2 separate regions of the Mus musculus genome follow, and region 2 is linked to region 1. Evidence: chromatin loops called from intact Hi-C (ENCODE). Cell type or tissue: left cerebral cortex. All regions are shown on one strand. Links, peaks and the distances in the headings refer to the core of each region. The heading gives the core; the rest is flanking DNA. Region 1 overlaps Gal3st2b (galactose-3-O-sulfotransferase 2B). Region 2 holds the start of Gal3st2c (galactose-3-O-sulfotransferase 2C).

Region 1 (10,337 bases), core at 1,679-9,678:
GCCTAAGGTAACTATTTTTTTCCTCAGCATGGCCCTTATCACTGGTTAGGGCCGGGTCTGCCCCTGAAAAGTGCTTGACATTTCCTGTCCCAGGTCTGAGGACAGACTGGGACATGTCCTGCATAGACTCACAGCTGGGTAATGGGATAGTCATGGCCATTATTATTCATGAATCACTTCCTGTCTATAGAACACACACAGACGTGCAAGAGTACATAAGTGCATACACACACACACACACACACGTACACCTACCAGAAGTTACAGCTCTTCTTTGTGGGATTTTTTTAAGATTTATTTTTTTTATGTATATGAGTACACTCTAGCTATACAGATGGTTGTGAGCCATCATGTGGTTGCTGGGAATTGAACTCAGAACTTATGCTTGCTCCGGCCCCAATCAGATTGATTTATTTTTAGATGTATTTTTAGATGTAAGCACACTGTGGCTATCCTTAGACACACAAGAAGAGGTCATCAGATCTCATTACAGAGGTTGTGAGCCACTATGTGGTTGCTGGTATTTGAACTCAGGACCTTCAGAAGAGCAGTCAGTGCTCTTACCCGCTGAGCCATCTCACCAGCCCCTCTTTTGTGGTTTGGTGGGAAGCAGGGTAGGTTGTTCCCAGTACCTGGGCATATTGTTTCTGCAGCTGGAGTGGAACTTGTCAGGCTGGGGCTATGTCTTTATGGGTAGGGGGTAATGCCCAGTAAAACCTGTCTCAATTTCTCTTGATGGGAGGCATCTTCCTGACTAGTTTGAGATTAGCTGCAGGGTTTCTAGAACAGTGCTTGTCAGGGTAGTAGAGAAGAAGGGGCTCTGAGTCTTGGACAGTGTTCAGAAGAGGCTTGACTGTGGCCTGTGCTGGGTGATGGCCTGCCTGGGTGCATATAGTCCAGCCCATGATGTTCTTTTTTTTTTTTTTTTTTTTTTTTGGTTTTTCGAGACAGGGTTTCTCTGTGTAGCCCTGGCTGTCCTGGCACTCACTCTGTAGACCAGGCTGGCCTCGAACTCAGAAATCCGCCTGCCTCTGCCTCCCGGGTGCTGGGATTAAGCCCATGATGTTCTTATCTACAGGACTGCAGTAGTCTTTCCGTGTTGGTCATCATCCAGCTGTTATTTAGACAGGTGTGCCTTGGGACAGTTGCCCTGGGAAGTTGGACTCCTATTTATCTATAGAATGGGTGGCTGTTGGGCCCTGCCTTAGTGTTCAGGCAGTGTAGTTGTGAGAGCTACATTTTTGGTTATGTGGCCCGTGGGTCTTTGGGACAGTGGGAGTGAGTGCAGTGTGAGTCTTTAGGATACATTCCAGGTGACTCATGGGATGTGTACCGTGCATTTAACTTGGATGGGAATATTTGCCTCCAACTCTGGAAAAAGGAAAACCCATTAGCATCCAGATAGGTCCTCCTGTTGGTTCTCATTGAACCCTGAGCTAAAAGGGGTGCATAAGAGGGATCCCCTGGACTGGAGCCCTCCCTACTGCAGGTCACTCCAGCCTGGCCCCTGGCTGCCCTTGCCTTCTGCTTAACAGGTAGTCTCCTGGTCCTCAACCCCTGGCCTGGGTTCTGAAACCCAGAAATCAAGAATTGATCCTTTGTTCTCTGGTCACATCTGCCTGGCCTCGATGCTGGCTGGTCAGGCAGCACCAACTAGAAAAGCAAACTAGTGTTTGATCAGCCTTGGTAGCACACTTTTCCTGCTAGCTGTGTTCTGGCTGAGGGGGGCCACTTTCTTTTTTCCTTCCTTCCTTCCATCCTTTCTGTCTGTCTGTCTGTCTGTCTGTCTGTCTGTCTGTCTGTCTGTCTCTTTCTCTCTTTTTTTTGGGGGGGGGGTGGTTTCGAGACAGGGTTTCTCTGTATAGCCCTGGCTGTCCTGGAACTTACTTTGTAGACCAGGCTGGCCTCGAATTCAGAAATCCGCCTGCCTCTGCCTCCTGAGTGCTGGGATTAAAGTCATGGGTCACCATGCCCCGCTGATCTTTCTTTCTTATTATATATTTTCTTCATTTACATTTCAAATGCTATCCTGAAAGTCCCCTATACCCTCCTCCACCCACCCTGATTCCAAACCCACCCACTCCTGCTTCTTGGCCCTGGCATTCCCCTGTATTGGGGTATATGATTCTTCACAAGACCAGGGGACTCTCCTCCCATTGATGGCCAACTGGGCCATCCTCTGCTACATATGCAACTAGAGACACAGCTCTGGGGGGTACTGGTTAGTTCATATTGTTGTTCCTCCTATAGGGTTGTAGACCCCTTTAGCTCCTTGGGTACTTTCTCTGGCTCCTTCATTAGGGGCCCTGTTTTCCATGCAATAGATGACTGTGAGCATCCACTTCTGCATTTGCCAGGCACTGGCATAGCCTCACAAGAGATAGCTATATCAGGGTCATGTCTGCAAAATCTTTCTGGCATATGCAATAATAGTGTCTGGGTTTCGTGGTTGTATATGGAATGGATCCCCAGGGTGGGGCAGTCTCTGGATGGTCCTTCCTTCTATCTCAGCTCCGAACTTAGTCTCTATAACTCCTTCCATGGTTTTTTGTTCTCCATTCTAAGAAGAAATGAAGTATCCACACTTTGGTCTTCCTTCTTGAGTTTCATGTGTTTTGCAAATTGTATCTTGGGTATTCTAAGTTTCTGGGCTAATATCCGCTTGTCAGTGAGTGCATATCATGGGAGGCTCCACTTTCTACATCACATTGGCAGGGCTGGTCTGAGAGAAGGCGGAACCCTAGGTAGATGGAACTGTCCTTATGCAATGCATGGGACAGCAAGACCAGTTGGGGATTGCTGTGTCTTCTGGGCAGGATCATGCTCCACTAGAGAGGAGTGTTTGGTGCTGTAAGCTGCCATATGGTTGCTGGGAATTGAACTTTGAGTCTTTGAAACCTTAGGGAGGGGCTAGAACCCACAATCTCTTTGTCTCAGGCAGCCTCTAGGTAGAGCCCCTTGGTCATGACAGACTGCCCCTTCTGTTTGGCTGGCCACTCCTTCCAGATCCTCATTCTGGAGGAGCCTGTGGCTAGGGGCCACTGCTCAGCGCCATATCACACTGTCCTGTCTGTTCCCAGTGGCACGAAAGTAGATGGTGTCTTCTTCCTGTTTAGACCCTGTAAACCACAGAGAATCCACGGAACTAGGGCCACAGTCTGGAAGAAGGGTGCAAGTTTGGGGACCTGACTATATGTGTCCTGGGCAATCTGCTGCCTTCTGGGCCACTGCCCTTATGGAGCAGCTAAAGTATCATCAGATTTTTTTTTTTTTGGGTGGGGGGTGGGCACAGAAGATCCACTCTGACCCTGTGTGTCTCTGAACATGTGGAGCCTGGGCAGGAGGATCTGTGAGAGTCTCTCATGAAGAGAAGCAGCCCTTCCCATGTTCTGAGTGGAATGTGGGGGAGGTGAGCCACAGGGTGGAGAACAGCCTGGTACTGCTTATCCATCAGATCACCTGCTGTTAGCCTGGAGAGCTACTTGGCAGACCCCTTGCACTTCCTCTAAGTTCTGAGATGCGTGCTGGCCTTAGGGAATCATGCCCAGCACCTGATCCCAGTGAAGAAAGTTGTTGAAAGGACTGAGGTGAGGCCTCCCCACTACCTTCTTCTCTTTTAAGTCAGGAACCACAGAACTTTTAATGTTTAATAATTAGGAGACAGTTTGCCAGGATGTGAGGACTCTAAAACTCACGTGAAGAACTGGGAGGGGAAGGGGAACACTTTGTAAACCTAACGATATCAGCTGTGGTGAGAGCACATGCTTTATAAAACCTAAGTACTTTCAAGTCCCTGTTCCAGTATCACTGTTGATGGGCAGGGGAGGCTCACGCCTTCAATCCCAGCGCTTGGGAGGCAGTGGCAGGTGGATCTCTGAGTTCAAGACCAGCCTGGTCTACAGAACATGTTCCAGGATAGCCAGGGCTGTCAGAGAAGCCCTGTTTTGCGAAAAAAACAAAAAAACAAAAAAACAAAAAAACAAAAAAACAAAAAACAAAAAACAAAAAACCAAACAAATGAAACAACAACAACAACAACAACAAACCCAAATAAATCCTGTGTCCACATAGTAATTAGATGAATGAAGCAGTTTGGCTGTTTCCCGGCTTGGGTAAATGGCATTTTGGATTTCAGTGTAAGTTATCGGCAGCTCTCACCGCTTATGTGTGGCAGCTGTCTTTTTTATGACTTCAAGTTCCATCACAGTGTGGGCCTGAAGTCAGTGTTCTTTTTAATCCACAGTGTCAATATGATTACTCATTTGGTATCTGTTCTAGTTGGGAAATGGTTGAAACTCTGCCACACCACCTCCAATAGGATCTGTGTGACAAGTTCCCCAGACTGAAGCGATCGACCTTAAAACTGGAAGCTCTCCTGGAACCGGTTGTGGGACTCTTTGCTGTTGAAAAATTATTGAACCGTAGTTCTCATGGCAATCTATCTGTTTTGTTTTCTCTTATTCCTTTTCTTACTTACGTGTTCCTGGGTATCCTAGGCCAGATTCTTAAGCGAGAATAGTGGGTACGAAACTATCCCTTGAGATGGGGTCACTAGCATGACCTTATCCCAGGGGAAATCAATGCTTTGCTTTTTAAATCATTTACAAAACTGTTGTGATAAACAAAAAACTTTCCCAACAATGAAATTTCATATAGCTACACATGTGTCATCAGCAGTTGGTTTTGGTATATGGTAAAGAAAGCCTTAATTAGAAAGAACTAAAATAGTTAAAATGTATGCATCAAACATTTATTAAAAAATCAGGCATTAGATGTTAAATAAAAAATGAACATATGGGGTTAGAGAGTTAGCCCGGCGGTTAAGAGCAGTGACCATAAGGATTTATTAACCTGCTCTTGGAAATATGCCACTAGCCTTGGATGTCTGCCTCACTGAATAAATCCTTTTAGAATTGTTATATTTGGATGCTTTATATTAATAATGATCTTACCTGTTCTGCTTGTGATTCACTGAATACATAGTTTCAGAGTTGTAACATTTGGATGATTTTTGTGCTTTACTCTGCCAAATGACTTTTGTTGGTATTTGTGATTATTTTGCTGGATACAGTTTTTAAGAGTTGTAATTTTTTTTAATGTATAAAATCCCCTGCTTGAGAGCTGCAGAATACACTCAGATTCAAACTGCTTCTGTGTTTGTTTCTGTTTGTCCCAGCCAAATTCTTACCCACCTCACCTAGCTTTAAGGACCCTCATTCCAGGGACCCCGATACCTGACTGGGGTGCTCTGTGACAAAACTTGTCTTGTACCTGCTGTAAGTGTGTCTCCACCACCAAGGTGATTTTCTATATGGACTTGGGATCCATTGTGGCCAGGTCACTTGTTGCCCTGATTAGTGGTGATATCTCTATTTATCTATTTTTTCTTAGTCCGTGTTCTATTACTATGAAATGATGCCATGAACACAGCAACTCTTTTGTTTTTTTTAAGATTTATTTATTATTTTATATATAAGTACACTGTTGCTGTCTTCAGACACACCAGAAGAGGGCGTCAGATCTCATCATGGGTGTTTGGGAGCCACCATGTGGTTGCTGGGATTTGGACCTTCAGAAGAGCAGTCAGTGCTCTTACTTGCTGAGCCAACCTGCCAGCCCCACAGCAACTCTGATAAAGGAAAATATTAACAAGGTCTGGCTTACAGATTCAGAGGCTTAGTCTGTTATCCTCATAAGAGAGAAGCATGAGCCGGGTGTGGTGGCGCACGCCTTTAATCCTAGCACTTGGGAGGCAGAGGCAGGCAGATTTCTGAGTTCGAGGCCAGCCTGGTCTACAGAGTGAGTTCCAGGACAGCCAGGGCTACACAGAGAAACCCTGTCTCGAAAAACCTAAAAAACAAAAAAACAAAAAAACAAAACAAAACAACAACAAAGAGAGAAGCATGGCGGCATGCAGGCAGACATGGTGCTGGAGAGGGAGCTGAGAGTTCTATATCCGCATCAGCAGGCAGCAGGAAGAGAGAGTACCCCTAGATTGGCATGAGCATTTGAAACCTCAAAGCCTATCCCCAGTGACATTCTTTAGCTACCAAGGCCACATGCCCTAATGGCTATCAAGTAGCTCTGTTCCCTAGTGACCAAGCATTCAAATATATGATCGTACGGGGGCCATTCCTATTCAAAACACCACACCTATACTGAAGTTTCTCAGCCAACAAGCTCCGAGCAACTGCTTCTTGAGATAACACAATTTGGGGGAGGGGTTTGGTTGTGGGCTCCATCTCTTAGTAGTTGGACACACTGGTGAGCTGAACAGGAATTGCTATGCTGAGGGCAAGACCCTCAGTGGATGGGGCTAACAGCTACCTCACTCAGAGTCTCTGATGGCTCTGAATCTACCCGGCATATGTGGAAGTCTGAATGAGAATGGCTCCCCACAGACTCCTGTATTTGAATGCTTGGACCTCAGTTGGTAGAACTGGTAAAGATTAGGAGGTATAGCCTTATTAGAGGAGGTGTGTCACTGGGGTAGATTTTGAGGTTCAAAAGCCAGGCAGGCTCTTTCTGTTTCTGTCTCTGTCTGTCTGTATGTCCGTCCCTGTCTCTGCTTCCATCTTGTGGATCAGATGTAAGCTTACAGCTGCTGCTCAAGCACAGTGCCTGTCTGCTTGTCTACTTGTGGCCATGTTTCCCGCCATGATGACCATGGATTAACCCTCTGTGTAAGCAAGCCCCTCATTAAATATTCTGTCTGTCTGTCTGTCTGTCTGTCTGTCTGTCTCTCTCTCTCTCTCTCTCTCTCTCTCTCTCTCTGTTGTTGTTGTTTGTTTTTGAGATAAGGTTTCTCTGTGTATCAGTCCTGGCTGTCTTTGAACTTGATTTGTAGACCAGGCTGAATCTCACAGAGACACACCTGCCTCTGCCTCTGGAGTGCTGAGATTAAAATTGTGCACCAGTAGTGCCCTGCTTAAATGCTTTCTTTCATAAGTCGCCCTTATCACATAAGGAGTCTTCACAGCAATGGAACAGTAACTAAGACAGCATCTCTGGAGCCTGTGTCGACCTTGCCATCTGGGTGGTGAGAGACTCCAGGGTACTGTCCTCCAACAAGCAGCCGACCCTGGCTTACAGCCACCTTCATACCACTGGCCAAAGCAAAGAGGCAAGGATTTTAGTGTTCTGTTGTCTTAGCCACACAAGGAGGGCGGTGATCAAGGCTTTCTCCTAAGCTAAGAACCAGAGCTGGCCACGAGGGACAGGATTAGGGAGCCATACCATGGATTGCTATGGCTGTGTGGGTCAGCTGCCATCTTGTCAGTCTGTGTGGGACCTGCCCTCTCCCGTGTTAACTATGTTCAGCAGTTCTCAGAGCGCTAAATTAATTCAGTCAGTAAGGAAGGAACTTTGAGATAGGCTCTTACTATGTATGACCTGGCTGACCTGCCTTACCGACCCCCGTTTCGTTTTATACCAGACAGGGTATGCCTTGGCCTTGAACTCACGCAGCTCTGCCTGTCTCTGCCTCCAGAGTATTCAGATTAAAAGCTCTTTATTTTATTTCCTTAGAAATAAAATTTTCATACAGTAAAAGTCTACAAAAATACATTCTTGTATTTATTTCTTACATCACAGTCATCTTTCAAAGGTCTCTTTTTTTATCCCAAGTTTGTAAAAAAATTTTTTTCCTTCTTAGTATAAATAAAGCTTTGAAGAAGAAAGTATTTCCGACATTTAGTTACACATCTACAGAACTATTAGCCCGCCCTCAAATTGCTATTAGGCACAAAAATTAGGAAATCTGTGGATTCCTCATAGGTCCATCTGGAGCCACTCCCTCCAAGACCTCTCTGAGAGGGCTAACATGGATGGTGAGGAGAAAGAGAAAGTCTGACTTGACCAAGGAAATCTTCATGGCTCAGACATTCCAGCTGCCAGGGCTCCGCCCGCCTGGTGATACAGGAAGGGGAGAGGAGGGAAGGGCCAGCTGTCCCTTCTGAGCCTTGGAGGAGGTCTCATTTCTCATTAGGATTCAACAGTTAAGCTAGGTCACTGGTGTGTCCTATGTGTGTGTGTGTGTTGGGATGGGGGGTAGAGGGTGGGGCATTGGGCACCACACCTGAGCCAGTAGGTAAGCTTCCTAGGGATTTAAGTTCAGTTTTCACTGAACCTATGCCCCATCTGGCATGCTGAGAACTGGCTGTCTTGTAGTCAAGGAAGTGGAAGGTCTTGACTGGCACTTCCCTGTCCATCTCCTGGCGGCTCTGAGGCAGGATAATGTCCATCCTGAGAGGCACACAGAGGTAAGGTGGCTTGGGTGGCCAGCCGAGGGGGGCACTTGCCTGTCTTCTAAAATAGTTCAAGAAGCTGGCAAAACATGTTGACGGTATTCGTCTTTGAAAGGAAGTTGGCTTGGATTTGGGGAATTAGTGCTCATGTTTCATTGAAATCAATCTTTTTAGATTTTGTTTCAGCCTCTTAATGTTTGTGATGCTGAGGATTAACCCAGGGATTTGCCCTTCAGTCTGTGGCTGAAGCAGCACTCAACCATAGAATTATACCTCAAGCCCAGTTTCACTTGGGACAGGAGAGCCTTTTGGAGTTTGGAAAGCCCGCAAGAAAGTTCCACCCCAGCACAGAGGTATCAGAATTTCCTGGACTATTTGGGCTGAAGATTTTTTGGTGGGGGCACTGGGATCAGGGGCTTACTGGCTTGGTTCAGTGATTTGGTCCTGGCTCATGACTGGGACCCTGTTTTTATAAGAATGTCTGGGCTCTGAGGCCCTGACAGACTTGTCCTTGTTCACAGCCATAGAGAGAAGGTTGGCCTCTGCCCTGAATTATCTACCCTTCCCTTCTCAGGGGTATTGTTGGAATATTATAAAGAATAGATAGGCTCAGAGGTTTTCTGGTTAGTGACGGTCAAAGCACAGACCTCTGTAAACTTCAGGGCTGCCCTTAGCTTAGGGGCATTCCATACTAGCCAGGTTCCTGTTGTCTCTTCCGCACCTAGTCTGATGGTGGAAAGCTTGATGAAAACCTGTGCTTTAGAGCACTGAGCTCAAGGGAAGTCTCTCTCAGGGACTGAGTTGTCCATGGGGGGTCTATGTGACCTTGTGAGTGGTTTTCATGGGAGGCCGATGTGGGCATGGATTCTGTGTGTCCCTGTGGTAAGCTGTCACTTAAGGCCAGCTATTGTATCCCAGTCTGGAGGCTGGCTTTGCAGAGGAGTGGGTAAAGTAAGGAAGCTTAGGTATATTTTGCTGGTGTCCACTGTGTTGGCCCAACAGGGTGGGAGAGATAAGAACTGAGGCTAAGTGTGGTGGCCTCAGAATGTCTGATGCGTGACAACTTTTCTCTGGGGAGACAATACTTAAATCATCTACTCATCCCAGATGAGGAACCCTAGAGTAACCAAAGTACAGATAGTGTACCACTAAAGTCCAATTTGATAAGGAATTAGTTTTATTGGGGTCACTTACTTGTGGGTGAGAGGTTACTTAAAGAAACAGAAATGATTCAGAGTTAACTGCATCACCAAAGCCCATCCCAGAGCATGGGTGTCAGCTTGCAGAGCTGAGGACCTGGAGCTCACTGTACAACCTCCAGGCAGCTCAGCAGTTTGGAGACTGTCCTTTCCAGGTGCCTCAGTTGATCTAAACCTCTTCTAGGTAGTTGTTCTGGTCTCAGTCTTAAAGATCCAGGGAGACCCTCATCTTTTATTGCTTACTCTGGAGGTGAGGTAGTGGTGTCTATTGAATCTGCTCAATTTCAGGGACTTCTAAAGGTATTTTGAGTTGTTTATCTGCCAGCTGAAGGAGCTTCCCACAAGATGGCATGTTCTATTCTCTGAGGAAGCCTTTACAGGACAATGCCTTTAATCCCACCACTGAGGCTGCATAAGCAGGAAGATCTCTTGTGAATTCAAAGCTAGCCGCAGTTACAAGTGAGATCACATTTCAATAATTAATCAAGCAAGCAAATAAATAAGTGAAATTACCTGCTGAGTGTGGTGGTGTATACCTTTAATCTCAGCACTGGGGAGGTAGAAGTAGGCAGACCTCTCTGATTTTCAAACCAGCCTGGACTACATAGCAACTGTAACCCAACTTTTGCCTACTTTGTGAGTTCTTCTCTGCCCTTATTGCACCTTTTCAATCCCCTCACACTAGATAGGAGAGAAAAAGGGATAGAGGGGAAAGGGGTGGTGGTGGACGTTATCATTAGACTACTTTCTGCTGATCAGGACATTGAATTCCTTGGCACAAGTTTGATATTCGAGGTCAGGATCTCTAAATTTCTTCAAGCTTCTTCCTTATGTGTGACTACTTAACAAACCACAGACAACCTCTCATGGGGCCCTAACATGTATATAACCT
Region 2 (10,337 bases), core at 1,004-9,003, 67 kb after region 1:
TTGCGTGCAGAGCTTGACCTTTCTGGGTATGGGACAATTCCCTAACTGAATCAATAGAAGCGACTTTCAGTCATGTGGTCTACACACTGTTCTCTATCACTTGGCTTGTCTCATGACCTGGCAGTCTGGAAGGCTGAATACACCTACCATATTTTTTTCCTGCTATCAGTTTCTGGAAAAAATTTGAACTACAACTTGCTGCTGCTAGAAAATGATTCACATAAAGTTAATTGTAAAGTTGTGGCTCATTACATCTCTCCACACATCTAGTGTGCTCTGAATTCCCAATGTGTCTTCACACATGGATTAGAAAGTTAGTGTTAGGAATGTGAGCAAGCAAAGAGTGAGAGGCTGTAGCTCCTGCCTGTAGTGTGCTACAGATAGGTTATAGCGAATGTGGGGATCCCAACACAGGTACGTGTGGAGCCCTTCCTGCCAGGACCAGCCTTCCTCTTGCTCCTCTGAGCATTGTTCTGTGAAGCTCACAGGGTATGTGGTAAGCGAAGGGGCTGCCATTTGCTCTTGATGAGCTATGTGAAGCCCCCTTTGATTCATCCATCCCAGGGGAAGGGTCTCTTCTTAGGTCGCCTCTAGCTTTTCTTTTGTGTTTTGAAGAGAGTGCATTTTGAAGTTAGAGCCTGTGAAATAGAGCATGGTTGGTGTAGCAGAGTGTAGCTGTAAAACAAACCATCTAATGTTGTTACCACTGACCAGTGGAGTAGTGAGTTCCACCCATGCAGAAAACCTAGTTAGAAACAGATGGGAAAATGGACTTGCTAACTGACCAATGAGATTACTCCAGGCTCCTCAGGCCTCTGACACAGCCATCTCCTTAATGCCTGTAGTCTCTCACACCTCCCCACAGAAGAGTAAGCCTACAGTCAGAAGATGTCTCTCCCTGTGGGAGAGAGCTGGGTGTGGTGATGCTGGTTTGTAATCTAGCATTTGGGAGGCAGAGAAGGCAGATCTCTGATATAGAGAGTTCCAAGCCAGTCAGGGTTCCATAGTGAGATCCTGTCTTAAAAAGCTAGAACAGGTGACCATGAGGACTCTACTCCCATTCCACACAGACGGGAAGTCTCCAGTGTGCAAGCTGGGAGAGGGTATTGTGTTTGGATTAGAAGTTTAGGATTCCACTGCCAGATATCTAAACCATTGCAATATGAGACATCGTTACCTAACCAGGACGGTGGGAGGAGTATACCGAGGATCAGCAGCTTCTCTGTGATGTGAGCAAGCATGGCCTGGAGTCTCAGCCCTAGGGAGGTGGCTTGGGCATGTGCAGACCCTGCCCAGGACGACAAGGGGCTATGTGGTCTTCCATAGCAGCCTGCTTCACAGAAAGAGGACAGCTGTCATACGAGATGATTAGGAGACAGTGCTTTGTATGGTTGCAGACATGGACACCTTACTGGTCCAGGTTATGTTCTCCCGGTCCATCACACTACCCACTGGTAACCACTGTGAACCAGCTCCTGCCCCTGGATATAGGTGATGTAGAAGACACTGCTGGGTACCTTGGTTGCAACTCCTCATTGCTGCCCATCTAGAATCTCAAAGTCTGGTCAGGTAGGTGACCCATAGGCATTTGAAGATGATCCCTTTCCCCAGGCTGTCAGTGGGAGCAGAGGGCAAGCCCAGTTTCAGTGGAGCTGCTGTGTTGAGGTCACTAACCCTAGTGCACTCCTTCATGGTGGCGTATCCAAGCTCTGAACCTGGTATCATGTTTTTTTTTTTTTTTTTTTTTTTTTTTTTTTTTTCTTAAAAAAAAAAAAACGTGCAAATGTCCTAAGGTAACTATTTTTTCCTCAGCATGGCCCTTATCACTGGTTAGGGCCGGGTCTGTCCCTGAAAAGTCCTTGACATTTCCTGCCCCAGGTCTGAGAACAGACTGGGACATGTCCTGCATAGACTCACAGCTAGAGGGCATGGGATAGTCATGGCCATTATTCATGGATAGATTCCTGTCTGTAGAGCACAAACAGATACATGTGCAAGAGTGTGTGAGTTCACAGCTACAAGAAGTTACAGCTCCTCTTATGTGTTTTTTTTAAAGATTTTTTTTTATGTATATGAGTACACTGTAGCTGTTCAAGGGGTCGTGAGCCATCATGTGGTTGCTGAGAATTGAACTCAGGACTTATGCTCGCTCTGGCCCCAATCAGATTTATTTATTATTAGATGTAAGCTCACTGTGGCTATCTTTAGACACACAAGAAGAGGGAGTTAGATCTCATTACAGAGGTTGTGAGCCACCATGTGGTTGCTAGGATTTGAACTCAGAACCTTCAGAAGAGCAGTCAGTGCTCTTACCCACTTAGCAATCTCACCAGCTCCTCTTTTGTGGTTTGGTGGGAAGCAGGGTGGGTTGTTCCCAGTACCTGGGCATATTGTTTCTGCAGGTGGAGTGGAACTTGTCAGGCTGGGGCTATGTCTTTATGGGTGGGGGGTAATGCCCAGTAAAACCTGTCTCAATTTCTCTTGATGGGAGGCATGTTCCTGACTAGTTTGAGATTAGCTGCAGGGTTTCTAGAACAGTGCTTGTCAGGGTAGTAGAGAAGAAGGGGCTCCGAGTCTTGGACAGTGTTTAGAAGAGGCTTGACTGTGGCCTGTGCTGGGTGATGGCCTGCCTGGGTGCATATAGTCCAGCCCATGATGTTCTTATCTATAGACTGCAGTGGTCTTTCCATGTGAGTGATCATCCAGTTGTTTTTTAGACAGGTGTGCCTTGGGACAGTTGCCCTGGGAAGTTGGACTCCTATTTATCTATAGACTGGGAGGCTGCTGGACCTTAAGTCTTCAGGCAGTGTAGTTGTGCGAGCTACACTTATGTTTATATGGCCCGTGGGTCTTTGGGACAGTGGGAGTGGATGCAGTGTGAGTCTTTAGGATACATCCCAGAAGACTTGTGGGATGTGTACCGTGCATTTAACTGGGTGGGAATATTTGCCTCCAACTCTGGAAAAAGGAAAACCCATTAGCATCCAGATAGGTCCTCCTGTTGGTTCTTCTTGCGCGCGCTCAACAGGCCAGGAAGAACGACGCTGCTACAGGATCCTTCTGCACACATTTATTCAGTCCTGTTTCTTCTTTCTCCATATATCTCCCTTGTTTATATCTCCCTTGTTTTTATCTCCCTTGTTTATATCTCTCCCTTGTTTATATCTCCCTGTTTATATCTCCCCTGTTTATATCTCCCCTGTTTTTATATCTCCCCCGAACCCTGGGCCTCTCACTCTTTTATACTCTCTCTCATCCACGCACCGCAGGCCACACCCCCTCGCCAGTCACAAGGCTTCAGCTAATCAGGGCAGCAGGGGCAAATCTCCACCAAATTGGATTCACCTGTATCCTGGTACACCTGCGCAGCACTCAAGATGTTTGTGTCTTATATGAGGAAGTCAGGTGCAAGTCATATGACTTAGCTGCAGTCCCTGGCGCCTTTGGGACTGCCGCCACACCCGCTCCCCACAGGTTCTCATTGAACCCTGAGCTAAAAGGGGTGCATAAGAGGGATCCCCTGGACTGGAGCCCTCCCTACTGCAGGTCACTCCAGCCTGGCCCCTGGCTGCCCTTGCCTTCTGCTTAACAGGTAGTCTCCTGGTCCTCAACCCCTGGCCTGGGTTCTGAAACCCAGAAATCAAGAATTGATCCTTTGTTCTCTAGTCACATCTGCCTGGCCTCAATGCTGGCTGGTCAGGCAGCACAAACTAGAAAAACAAACTAGTGGGTTTGATCAGCCTTGGTAGCACACTTCTCCTGCTAGCTGTGGGTCTGGCTGAGAGGGGCCACTTTCTACATCACATTGGCAGGGCTGGTCTGAGAGAAGGCATAACCCTAGGTAGATGGAACTGTCCTTATGCAATGCATGGGACAGGAAGACCAGTTGGGGATTGCTGTGTCTTCTGGGCAGGATCATGCTCCACTAGAGAGGAGTGTTTGGTGCTGTAAGCTGCCATACGGTTGCTGGGAATTGAACTTTGAGTCTTTGAAACCTTAGGGAGGGGCTAGAACCCACAATCTCTTTGTCTCAGGCAGCCTCTAGGTAGAGCCCCTTGGTCATGGCAGACTGCCCCTTCTGTTTGGCTGGCCACTCCTTCCAGATCCTCATTCTGGAGGAGCCTGTGGCTAGGGGCCACTGCTCAGCGTCATATCATACTGTCCTGTCTGTTCCCAGTGGCATGAAAGTAGATGGTATCTTCTTCCTGTTTAGACCCTGTAAACCACAGAGAATCCAGTGAACTGGAACCATAGCCTGGAAGAGGGTGCGAGTTTGGGGACCTGACTATATGTGTCCTGGGCAATCTGCTGCCTTCTGGGCCACTGCCATTATGGAGCAACTAAAGTATCATCAGATTTTTTTTTAGGGGAAGGCACAGAAGATCCACTCTGACCCTGTGTGTCTCTGAACATGTGGAGCCTGGGCAGGAGGATCTGTGAGAGTCTCTCATGAAGAGAAGCAGCCCTTCCCATGTTCTGAGTGGAATGTGGGGGAGGTGAGCCACAGGGTGGAGAACAGCCTGGTACTGCTTATCCATCAGATCACCTACTGTTAGCCTGGAGAGCTACTTGGCAGACCCCTTGCACTTCCTCTAAGTTCTGAGATGCGCGCTGGCCTTAGGGAATCATGCCCAGCACCTGACCCCAGTGAAGAAAGTTGTTGAAAGGACTGAGGTGAGGCCTTCCCACTACCTTCTTCTCTTTTAAGTCAGGAACCACAGAACTTTTAATGTTTAATAATTAGGAGACAGTTTGCCAGGATGTGAGGACTCTAAAACTCACGTGAAAAACTGGGAGGGGAAGGGGAACACTTTGTAAACCTAACACATGCTTTATAAAACCTAAGTACTTTCAAGTCCCTGTTCCAGTATCACTGTTGATGGGCAGGGGAGGCGCACGCCTTCAATCCCAGCGCTTGGGAGGCAGTGGCAGGTGGATCTCTGGGTTCAAGACCAGCCTGGTCTACAGAACATGTTCCAGGATAGCCAGGGCTGTCAGACAAGCCCTGTGTTGGGAAAAAAAATAACAAAAAACCAAACAAAGGAAGCAACAACAACAACAACAAACCCAAATAAATCCTGTATCCACAGAGTAATTAGATGAATGAAGCAGTTTGGCTTTCTCAAGGCTTGGGGAAATGGCATTTTGGATTTCAGTGTAAGTTATCGGCAGCTCTCACCGCTTATGTGTGGCAGCTGTCTTCTTTATGACTTCAAGTTCCATCACAGTGTGGGCCTGAAGTCAGTGTTCTTTTTAATCCACAGTGTCAATATGATTACTCATTTGGTATCTGTTCTAGTTGGGAAATGGTTGAAACTCTGCCACACCACCTCCAATAGGATCTGTGTGACAAGTTCCCCAGACTGAAGCGATCGACCTTAAAACAGGAAGCTCTCCTGGAACCGGTTGTGGAACTCTTTGCTGGAGAAAAATTATTGAACCGTAGTTCTCATGGCAATCTATCTGTTTTGTTTTCTCTTATTCCTTTTCTTACTTACGTGTTCCTGGGTATCCTAGGCCAGATTCTTAAGCGAGAATAGTGGGTACGAAACTATATCCCTCGAGATGGGGTCACTAGCATGACCTTATCCCAGGGGAAATCAATGCTTTGCTTTTTAAATAATTTACAAAACTGTTGTGATAAACAAAAAACTTTCCCAACAATGAAATTTCATATAGCTACACATGTGTCATCAGCAGTTGGTTTTGGTATATGGTAAAGAAAGCCTTAATTAGAAAGAATTAAAATAGTTAAAATGTATGCATCAAACATTTATTAAAAAATCAGGCATTAGATGTTAAATAAAAAATGAACATATGGGGTTAGAGAGTTAGCCCGGCGGTTAAGAGCAGTGACCATAAGGATTTATTAACCTGCTCTTGGAAATATGCCACTAGCCTTGGATGTCTGCCTCACTGAATAAATCCTTTTAGAATTGTTATATTTGGATGCTTTATATTAATAATGATCTTACCTGTTCTGCTTGTGATTCACTGAATACATAGTTTCAGAGTTGTAACATTTGGATGATTTTTGTGCTTTACTCTGCCAAATGACTTTTGTTGGTATTTGTGATTATTTTGCTGGATACAGTTTTTAAGAGTTGTAATTTTTTTTTTTTTTTTTTTTTTAAAGATTTATTTATTTATTATATGTAAGTACACTGTAGCTGTCTTCAGACACTCCAGAAGAGGGAGTCAGATCTTGTTACAGATGGTTGTGAGCCACCATGTGGTTGCTGGGATTTGAACTCCTGACCTTCGGAAGAGCAGTCGGGTGCTCTTACCCACTGAGCCATCTCACCAGCCCGTAATTTTTTTTTTTTTTTTTTTTTTTTTTAATGTATAAAATCCCCTGCTTGAGAGCTGCAGAATACACTCAGATTCAAACTGCTTCTGTGTTTGTTTCTGTTTGTCCCAGCCAAATTCTTACCCACCTCACCTAGCTTTAAGGACCCTCATTCCAGGGACCCCGATACCTGACTGGTGTGCTCTGTGACAAAACTCGTCTTCTACCTGCTGTAAGTGTGTCTCCACCACCAAGGTGATTTTCTATATGGACTTGGGATCCATCGTGGCCAGGTCACTTGTTGCCCTGATTAGTGGTGATATCTCTATTTATCTATTTTTTCTTAGTCCGTGTTCTATTACTATGAAATGATGCCATGAACACAGCAACTCTTTTGGTTTTTTTAAGATTTATTTATTATTTTATATATAAGTACACTGTTGCTGTCTTCAGACACACCAGAAGAGGGCGTCAGATCTCATCATGGGTGGTTGGGAGCCACCATGTGGTTGCTGGGATTTGGACCTTCAGAAGAGCAGTCAGTGCTCTTACTTGCTGAGCCAACCTGCCAGCCCCACTGCAACTCTGATAAAGGAAAATATTAACAAGGTCTGGCTTACAGATTCAGAAGCTTAGTCTGTTATCCTCATAAGAGAGAAGCATGGCGGCATGCAGGCAGACATGGTGGGCGGCATGCAGGCTGACATGGTGCTGGAGAGGGAGCTGAGAGTTCTACATCCGCATCAGCAGGCAGCAGGAAGAGAGAGTACCCCTAGATTGGCATGAGCATTTGAAACCTCAAAGCCTATCCCCAGTGACATTCTTTAGCTACCAAGGCCACATGCCCTAATGGCTATCAAGTAGCTCTGTTCCCTAGTGATCAAGCATTCAAATATATGATCGTACGGGGGCCATTCCTATTCAAACCACCACACCTATACTGAAGTTTCTCAGCCAACAAGCTCTGAGCAACTGCTTCTTGAGATAACACAATTTGGGGGAGGGGTTTGGTTGTGGGCTCCATCTCTTAGTAGTTGGACACACTGGTGAGCTGAACAGGAATTGCTATGCTGAGGGCAAGACCCTCAGTGGATGGGGCTAACAGCTACCTCACTCAGAGTCTCTGATGGCTCTGAATCTACCCAGGCATATGTGGAAGTCTGAATGAGAATGGCTCCCCACAGACTCCTGTATTTGAATGCTTGGACCTCAGTTGGTAGAACTGGTAAAGATTAGGAGGTATAGCCTTATTAGAGGAGGTGTGTCACTGGGGTAGATTTTGAGGTTCAAAAAGCCAGGCTCTTTCTGTTTCTGTCTCTGTCTGTCTGTATGTCCGTCCCTGTCTCTGCCTCCATCTTGTGGATCAGATGTAAGCTTACAGCTGCTGCTCAAGCACAGCGCCTGTCTGCTTGTCTACTTGTGGCCATGTTTCCCACCATGATGACCATGGACTAACCCTCTGAACTGTAAGCAAGTCCCTCATTAAATATTCTGTTTGTCTGACTGTCTGTCTGTCTGTCTCTCTGTTGTTGTTGTTTGTTTTTGAGATAAGGTTTCTCTGTGTAACAGTCCTGGCTGTCTTTGAACTTGATTTGTAGACCAGGCTGGCCTCAATCTCACAGAGACCCACCTGCCTCTGCCTCTGGAGTGCTGAGATTAAAATTGTGCACCAGCAGCGCCCTGCTTAAATGATTTCTTTCATAAGTCGCCCTTATCACATAAGGTGTCTCTTCACAGCAATGGAACAGTAACTAAGACAGCATCTCTGGAGCCTGTGTCGACCTTGCCATCTGGGTGGTGAGAGACTCCAGGGTACTGTCCTCCAACAAGCAGCCGACCCTGGCTTACAGCCACCTTCATACCACTGGCCAAAGCAAAGAGGCAAGGATTTTAGTGTTCTGTTGTCTTAGCCACACAAGGAGGGCGGTGATCAAGGCTTTCTCCTAAGCTAAGAACCAGAGCTGGCCACGAGGGACAGGATTAGGGAGCCATACCATGGATTGCTATGGCTGTGTGGGTCAGCTGCCATCTTGTCAATCTGTGTGGGACCTGCCCTCTCCAGTGTTAACTATGTTCAGCAGTTCTCAGAGTGCTAAATTAATTCAGTCAGTAAGGAAGGAACTTTGAGATGGTTCTTACTATGTATGACCTGGCTGACCTGCCTTACCGACCCCCGTTTCGTTTTATACCAGACAGGGTATCCCTTGGCCTTGAACTCACGCAGCTCTGCCTGTCTCTGCCTCCAGAGTATTCAGATTAAAAGCTCTTTATTTTATTTCCTTAGAAATAAAATTTTCATACAGTAAAAGTCTACAAAAATACATTCTTGTATTTATTTCTTACATCACTGTCATTTTTCAAAGGTCTCTTTTTTTATCCCAAGTTTGTAAAATTTTTTTTTTTCCTTCTTAGTATAAATAAAGCTTTGAAGAAAGTATTTCCGACATTTAGTTACACATCTACAGAACTATTGGCCTGCCCTCAAATTGCTATTAGGCACAAAAATTAGGAAATCTGTGGATTCCTCATAGGTCCATCTGGAGCCACTCCCTCCAAGACCTCTCTGAGAGGGCTTACATGGACGGTGAGGAGAAAGAAAGTCTGACTTGACCAAGGAAATCTTCATGGCTCAGACATTCCAGCTGTCAGGGCTCTGCCCACCTGGTGATATAGGAAGGGGAGGTGAGTGAAGGGCCAGCTGTCCCTTCTGAGCCTTGAGGAGGTCTCATTTCTCATTAGGATTCAACAGTTAAGCTAGATCACTGGTGTGTGCTATGTGTGTGTGTGTGTTAGGGGTGGAGGGTAGAGGGTGGTAGAGGGTGGGGCATTGGGCACCACACCTGAGCCAGTAGGTAAGCTTCCTAGGGATTTAAGTTCAGTTTTCACTGAACCTATGCCCCATCTGGCATGCTGAAAACTGGCTCTCTTGTAGTCAAGGAAGTGGAAGGTCTTGACTGGCACTTCCCTGTCCATCTCCTGGCGGCTCTGAGGCAGGATAATGTCCATCCTGAGAGGCACACAGAGGTAAGGCGGCTCTGGGTGGCCAGCCGAGGGGGGCACTTGCCTGCCTTCTAGAATAGTTCAAGAAGCTGGCAAAACATGTTGACCGTATTTGTTTTGAAAGGAAGTTGGCTTGGATTTGGGGAATTAGTGCTCATGTTTCTTTGAAATCAATCTTTTTAGATTTTGTTTCAGCCTCTTAATGTTTGTGATGCTGAGGATTAACCCAGGGGTTTGCCCTTCAGTCTGTGGCTGAAGCAGCACTCAACCATAGAATTATACCTCAAGCCCAGTTTCACTTGGGACAGGAGAGCCTTTTGGAGTTTGGAAAGCCCGCAAGAAAGTTCCACCCCAGCACAGAGGTATCAGAATTTCCTGGACTATTTGGGCTGAAGATTTTTTGGTGGGGGCACTGGGATCAGGGGCTTACTGGCTTGGTTCAGTGATTTGGTCCTGGCTCATGACTGGGACCCTGTTTTTATAAGAATGTCTGGGCTCTGAGGCCCTAACAGACTTGTCCTTGTTCACAGCCATAGAGAGAAGGTTGGCCTCTGCCCTGAATTATCTACCCTTCCCTTCTCAGGGGTATTGTTGGAATATTATAAAGAATAGATAGGCTCAGAGGTTTTCTGGTTAGTGACGGTCAAAGCACAGACCTCTGTAAACTTCAGGGCTGCCCTTAGCTTAGGGGCATTCCATACCAGCCAGGTTCCTGTTGCCTCTTCGGCCCCTAGTCTGATGGTGGAAAGCTTGATGAAAACCTGTGTTTTAGAGCACTGAGTTCAAGGGAAGTCTCTCTCAGGGACAGAGCTGCCCATGGGGGGGTCTGTGTGACCTTGTGAGTGGTTTCCATGGGAGGTCGATGTGGGCATGGATTCTTTTTTTTTTTTTTTTAAGTAGGTATTTTCCTCATTTACATTTTCAATGCTATCCCAAAGGTCCCCCATACCCACCCCCCTAATCCCCTACCCACCCACTCCCCCTTTTTGGCCCTGGCATTTTCCTGTACTGGGGCATATAAAGTTGTGGGCATGGATTCTGTGTGTCC

Evidence for each region. A loop is a pair of places that touch in the nucleus more often than their neighbours do. Peaks named below come from ENCODE experiments on the same cell type or tissue, not always from the same donor. Only the 100,000 strongest peaks of a DNase experiment are listed, where the experiment ranks them.
Region 2: it touches region 1 in a loop (6-fold over the local background); 7 of 42 quality-filtered maps call a loop at or near these places.

The regions. Positions count from the first base shown.
Region 1 is chr1:93,919,802-93,930,138 of GRCm38, forward strand. All of the region lies in intron 1 of Gal3st2b (galactose-3-O-sulfotransferase 2B), which reads left to right. Among named protein-coding and RNA genes, the nearest start is that of Gal3st2b, 6.5 kb to the left of the region's middle. In left cerebral cortex, for the core only: a CTCF peak has its summit at 5,510 (motif pointing right); no DNase peak of the experiment used is centred there.
Region 2 is chr1:93,987,091-93,997,427 of GRCm38, forward strand. It overlaps Gal3st2c (galactose-3-O-sulfotransferase 2C), which reads left to right and starts at 3,415. Exons shown (of 8, transcript NM_001039219.3): 1 at 3,415-3,592; 2 at 4,356-4,674; 3 at 8,027-8,170; 4 at 8,821-8,971; 5 at 9,222-9,313. The coding sequence starts at 9,288. In left cerebral cortex, for the core only: a CTCF peak has its summit at 1,910; no DNase peak of the experiment used is centred there.